Regions from separate parts of the Homo sapiens genome. Here region 1 is linked to region 2. A link is an interaction called in ENCODE POLR2A ChIA-PET data of the cell type or tissue named here. Cell type or tissue: MCF 10A. All regions are shown on one strand. Links, peaks and the distances in the headings refer to the core of each region. The heading gives the core; the rest is flanking DNA. Region 1 overlaps MAT2B (methionine adenosyltransferase 2 non-catalytic beta subunit). Region 2 has its middle 140 kb from the start of MAT2B.

The links. Peaks named below come from ENCODE experiments on the same cell type or tissue, not always from the same donor. Only the 100,000 strongest peaks of a DNase experiment are listed, where the experiment ranks them.
Region 1: POLR2A ChIA-PET joins it to region 2 with 14 read pairs; 1 of 35 experiments calls an interaction of 5 or more read pairs at or near these places.

The regions. Positions count from the first base shown.
Region 1 is chr5:163,507,889-163,510,813 of GRCh38, forward strand. The region is part of intron 1 of MAT2B (methionine adenosyltransferase 2 non-catalytic beta subunit); the gene reads left to right. Among named protein-coding and RNA genes, the nearest start is that of MAT2B, 3.7 kb to the left of the region's middle. In MCF 10A, for the core only: no CTCF peak of the experiment used is centred there; DNase peaks (open chromatin) are centred at 1,583 and 1,893.
Region 2 is chr5:163,648,478-163,651,402 of GRCh38, forward strand. No RefSeq gene overlaps it. Among named protein-coding and RNA genes, the nearest start is that of MAT2B, 140 kb to the left of the region's middle. In MCF 10A, for the core only: no CTCF peak of the experiment used is centred there; a DNase peak (open chromatin) is centred at 1,274.

The sequences.
Region 1 (2,925 bases), core at 155-2,654, 140 kb before region 2:
CCTCGTGGTAGGGATAATATGGAAAATGTTAGAAATATAGAACTTTAAAGCTGAAAGAGCCTTAGTCATTTTGTCTAAATGCCTTCCCCATTTACCAATGAGGAATTAGATCAATAGAGATAGAATAACTTCTAAACACCAATTTGTGGCAGAACAGATAAAACTTTAATCATTCATGAAACCAAATATTAGTTCACAGGATTGAGACAAAATGCAGTGTATTTGACTTGACCAGAGAAGCAAGACTCAGGTTCTGGTTCCAGCTTTTTCTCTTTTACTATAGACAAAACATTTAACACTGGACTTCTTGTTACTCTCTTTGGAAATAATATCTCTTCTAACAAGCTGCTGGGTTTTTTTGTTTTCTTTTTTTTCCTCTTGCTCTTTCACCCCGTCTGAAGTGCAGTGGCTCAATCTCTGCTCACTGCAACCTCTGCCTCCAGGGTTCAAGCGATTCTCCTGCCTCAGCCTCCCAAGTAGCTGAGATTATAGGCGCCCACCACCATGCCCGACTAGTTTTTCTATTTTTGGTAGAGACAGCGTTTCACCATGTTGGCCAGGCTGGTTTTGAACCCCTGACCTCAAGTGGTTGGTCCACCTTGGCCTCCCAAAGTGCTGGGATTACAGGCGTGAGCCCTGGCACCCGGCCTCAAACTGCTATTAAAAAAACAAAAACAGCTATGATTGTATACTTATATAACACGTTAGTTTTCTTTTTTTTGGTTTTTTTGTTTGTTTGTTTTTTTGAGATGAAGTCTAGCTCGTGTCCCCCAGGCTGGAGTGCAGTTGTGCGATCTCGGCTCACTACGACCTCCGCCTCCTGGGTTCGAGCGATTCTCCTGCCTCAGCCTCCCGAGTAGCTTAGATTACCTAAAATTACCTAGAAAAAAATATGAAACAGTGTACAGTACCCAGCAGTCAGGTGTCAGTGCTCAAGATTTTTATTAAGAGTGACGATCTGAAGTGCAAGCATTTACTGAAATGGAAATGATACTGCACAACATTTTATTTGAAAATTAACATGTTATAGGCCGGGCGTACTGGAGGCCTTACATAGTAACCCAGGGGTATAAGGATATAAAGTTGCATTTTCTCATACAACTCCACTTCCTTTTTTACGTTAAGGTATTATATTCCCTAAAGAGCCTTGTTCTTCTCTATACTTAATACTGCATCAACTCCAAGAAGCTCTTAATTAAAAGAAGATCATCTGGGCTCTTAAGTTGCATTAAGTTAGCAAAAACTACTGCAAAACTGTGACGATTCATAAGATTTTTTTTAAATTCATTTAACAGATGTTAAAATGAAACTGTACTTCACAGAGTCAGTGAAGTACACAGATCTTAATTCATTGTTTAGTAACTTTTGTGGATTGTATAATGCTTTGGCTTCTATTTCAAGTTTTCTTTTTTAAGGGGGAAAGATACTGTTGTCATTTTGAGAAAGGTAGATGGCACTTTTTGTTTTCCTTGTGTAAGAGAAACGGATTGTTATGAAAGCTTTGAACTTTCCTGGAGTTCGAGAGTACACTGGTCCTCTAAGTGCGGTCTCCAAATCACGATGATCAGCATCACTTGTTGGAACTTGTTGGGAATGCAAATTATCAAGCCCCACCCCAGACCTTTGTGATCTAAAAGCCCTCCAGGTGATTCTGATCCACACTGAAGCACGAGAACCACTGACCTTAGGAACTGTTACCTGTTCCTTTGCTTCCGTAGAGTGAAGTAAAAAGTGAGGAACTCAGAAGAAACCAAATTATCTCTCTTTTAGAGTATTTTTTCAGGAATCTTTACCGTATTTATCCTGTGTAAATTGTTTTCTCTGACTGTATCTGTACTAGACTTGGCATGTTTTCTCCTCTTTACAGTTCAATCTTTGTAGAGCTGTTTTCTTGCCAAATTTCAAAGAAAATATTTTGTTGGCTGAAATCCTTGTTTTCATAGATCAGTTGGTTTAGAGCCAAGTTTTGCAACACAGCCTGAATGAAATTGCTTTCAACTTTTAAAATGTCTTGAAATTGGTTGAACTAAGGAAAAATAATCCTAAGAATTTACCTTTATACTATCTTTCCCTGTTAGTCTTTTCATTTTACGTTTTTGATTGCTAGAAATACTTGATTTTGGTGTCTTTTAAAAAAAAATGTATGTATTCGGCTAAGTAATTTAATTGAGCTAAGGGCTTTAAAAGGTCTTTGGTTATTGTATATGTATTTAAAGATTTTGACAGCCCAGAATTAGGTGATTATAACAACTCTTGAGTTAAAATAACTGGTTTGTTTTTAATAGTAAAAGTTGACTTTATTCAAGATCCTGGTTGGAAACTTGGTGTTACCCATCTTGGGAAGAAGGGACATTTTTGGAACTATGCTTGGAAACATAGAATTTAAATTTTTTCCTAAATAGTGGTTCTTTTTCATTTCTGTGTGTAATAATTTATTTGTTTCACAGTAGCAACACAGATGAGCTTAAAATATTTTTTCTTATCCTTTGCGTTTATTAGTTTTAGCTTTTTTTTTTTTTTTTTTGAGATGTAGTCTTGCTCTTGTTACCCAGGCTGGAGTGCAGTGGTGCCATCTTGGCTCATTGCAACCTCCGCCTCCTGGGTTCAAGCAATTCTCCCGCCTCGCCTCCCGAGTAGCTGGGATTACAGGCACCTGCAACCACGCCTGGCTAATTTTTTTGTATTTTTAGAAGAGATGGGGTTTCACCATGTTGGCCAGGCTGGTCTTGAACTCCTGACCTCAGGTGATCTGCCCAGCTTGGCCTCCCAAAGTGCTGCGATTACAGGCATGAACCACTGCACCTGGCCAATTTTAACTCTTCTATGTAGGTAAATTTTGGGTTAACTAAGGAACATTTACCAATTTGGTTAAACTTAGAAAGCATTTAAGTGTTGTAAGGACCAAGTTTTTTTTCCTCCTCGTAT
Region 2 (2,925 bases), core at 130-2,629:
TACAGTTTCTGGCTATTATGAATAATGCTAGTAAATGCTAGTATAAACTTTCATATACAAGTTTTTGTGTGGCTATACATTTTTCAGTTCTCTTGGGTAGGAGTGAAATTGCTAGGGTCATATGTAATTCTATGTTTAACTTTTTTTTTTTTTTTTTTGAGACGGGGTCTCGCTCTGTTGCCCAGGCTGTAGTGCAGTGGTGTGATCATAGCTCATTGCAACCTCAAACTCCCGGGCTCAAACAATTTTCCTGCCTAGGCTTCCCAAAATGCTGGGATTACAGGTGTGAGCTGTGATGTCTTGCCACTGTTTAACTTTTTGAGGAACTACCAAACTATTTTCCAAAGCACCTGCGCACATTTACAATCCCACAAAAACGTTAAGGGTTCCCATTTCTTCAGATCTTTATCAACATTTGTTATTTTTCATCAAAGTCACCTTATTGGGCATAAAGTCGTATCTCACTGTAGTTTTGATTTTCATTTCCCTGATGACTAACGATTTTGAGCATCTTTTTATGTGCTTATTGGTCATTTTTGTATCTTCTTTGGATAAATATCTAATCAATCTTTACACATTTTAAAATTAGATTGTCATTATTGAGTCATAAGAGTTCTTTATGTATTCTACATAGAAATCCCTTATTAGATTTATTATTTGCAAATATTTTCTCATTCCATGTGTTGTCTTTTTACTTTCCTAATGATGTTCTTTGAAGCACAAAATATTTTCTGATAAAATCTAATTCATATATTTTCTTTTGTTACTTGTCATTGGTGTCATATCTAAGTAGCCATTGTCATTTGGATTTAATCCTACAGATTCATCTAAGGGTTTTATAATTTTAGTTCTTACATTTAGGTTGTTGATCAATTTTGATTTAATTTTTATACATGGGATCAAGTAGAGGTCCAACTTCATTCTTTTGCGTATAGATATCCAGTTATTCCAACATCATTTGTTGAGAAATCTGTTCTTTCCTAAGGAACTGTCTTGGCATCTTTGTAGAAAATCAATTGATCATACATGTAAGGGCTAGTTTCTACATTGTCAATTCTATTTCACTGACCTATATGTTTAACTGTTTTGAGAACCTCCAGATAAACCTGGGTTTCAGTACCAGAGTAGCTAGCAACGATGCCCCAGTGGGAAATGAAGGGGAGCTGGACATGGGTATATACGGTATGCCTTTCACTGGATACTTCTTTTACCTGGCAGATGGACTAATGCCTAGTTGCACAATTCATGACCATATGGTTTCTCACATGGAAAATTTGTTTATATTGGCAGATGCCCTGTGGCTCTTGTCTGACTCATATCCTGTTTATGCCTTCCTGGGAGCCTGACCTTGTGTTCCAACAAGGGTCCCAGAGAAGAGCTGGCCCAGGGTAGCCTCTATAATTCTTCAAATGGAAGGTGCAAATTCATTGCACTACCACAATATGAAATAAATTCAAATATTTTTACTTACAAATCCTGGGCAGGGAGGGTATAATGAGACAGAAAGGTAGTCCTTCATTCTGGCCCATGCAAGACAGGAATGAAGAGGCAGGCAGAGAGAGAAAGAGAGTGAGCATAGCAAATAGCAGTATACATAAAAGAATAGAATGTGAGTTACTTTAAGTTTGCGGGCAAATGCCTGAATGATCCCTTTAAAGGAAGCTGGGGGAAAGCAGGGAGCCCTGTTAGCTAGGCAGGAGAGATGCCTTTAAGTTCTTGTGTCTGGCTACCTGCTTGATCCACTTGGATGTGGTGATTTGGGTGTGGTGTTTTACTTCTAATGCCTAGGTGAAATCAAATTGGAAATTAAAAAAATATTTGAAATGAATGATAATAGTGACATAAGTTATCAAAACCTCTGGGATACAGCAAAAGCAGTGCTAAGAGGAAGGTTCATAGCATTAAATGCCTGTATCCAAATGCACTTTAGAATCAGCTTTTCATATTTGCTAAAAAAAGAATGCTCAAATATTGATAGGGAGTGTGTTGAGCCTATAGATAAATTTAGTGAGTTGCCATCTAACAATATTTAGTCTTTGAATTGATGAACATGGGATGTCTCTCAATTTAATTAGGTATTCTTTAATTTATTTCAACAATGTATCATAGTTTTCCACATACAAATCTTACAATTCTTTTTAATTTTTAATTATTTTTTTTTTTTGGAGGCAGGGTCTCACTCTGTCACCCAGGCTGGAGTACAGTGGCACGATCATGACTCACTGCAGCCTCAACCTCCTGGGCTCAAGTGATCTTCCCACCGCAGCCCCCTGAGTAGCTGGGACTACAGGCACGTGCCACCACTACTGGCTAATTTTTCTTTTTTTTTTTTTTTTTTTGGTAGAGACGGGGTTTTGCCATCTTGCCCAGGCTGGTCTTGAATTCCTGAGCTCCAGTGATCATCCCTCCTTGGCCTTCCAAAGTGTTGGGATTACAGGTGTGAGCCACTGTGCCGGGCCTACAATTCTATCGTTAATTTTATCTTAGGTATTTTATTCCTTATGATGCTATTGGAAATGGAATTGTTTTCTTAATTTTATTTTTAGAATGTTTATTGCTGGAGTCTTGTAACCTTGCTGAGCTCATTTATTAGATTTAATAGTTTTTAGTGGATTTCTTAGGATTTTCCATATATACAAGATCATTTCATCTGAGAATGGAGATAGTTTTAATTCTTCCTTTCTAATCTGGATACCTTTTTCTTCTTTTTCTTGCCGAACTTGAGTTAGACCCTCCAGCACAGTGTTGAATAGAAGTGCTAAGAGTGGACATCCTTGTCATATTTCTTTTTCTTTTTTTTTTCTTTTCTTTTGTTTTTTTGTTTTTGTTTTTTGTTTTTTTTTGAGACAGGACCTTGCTCTGTCACGAAGGCTGAAGTGGCACGATCTCAGCTCACTGCAACCCCTACTTCCTGGGTTCAAGCGA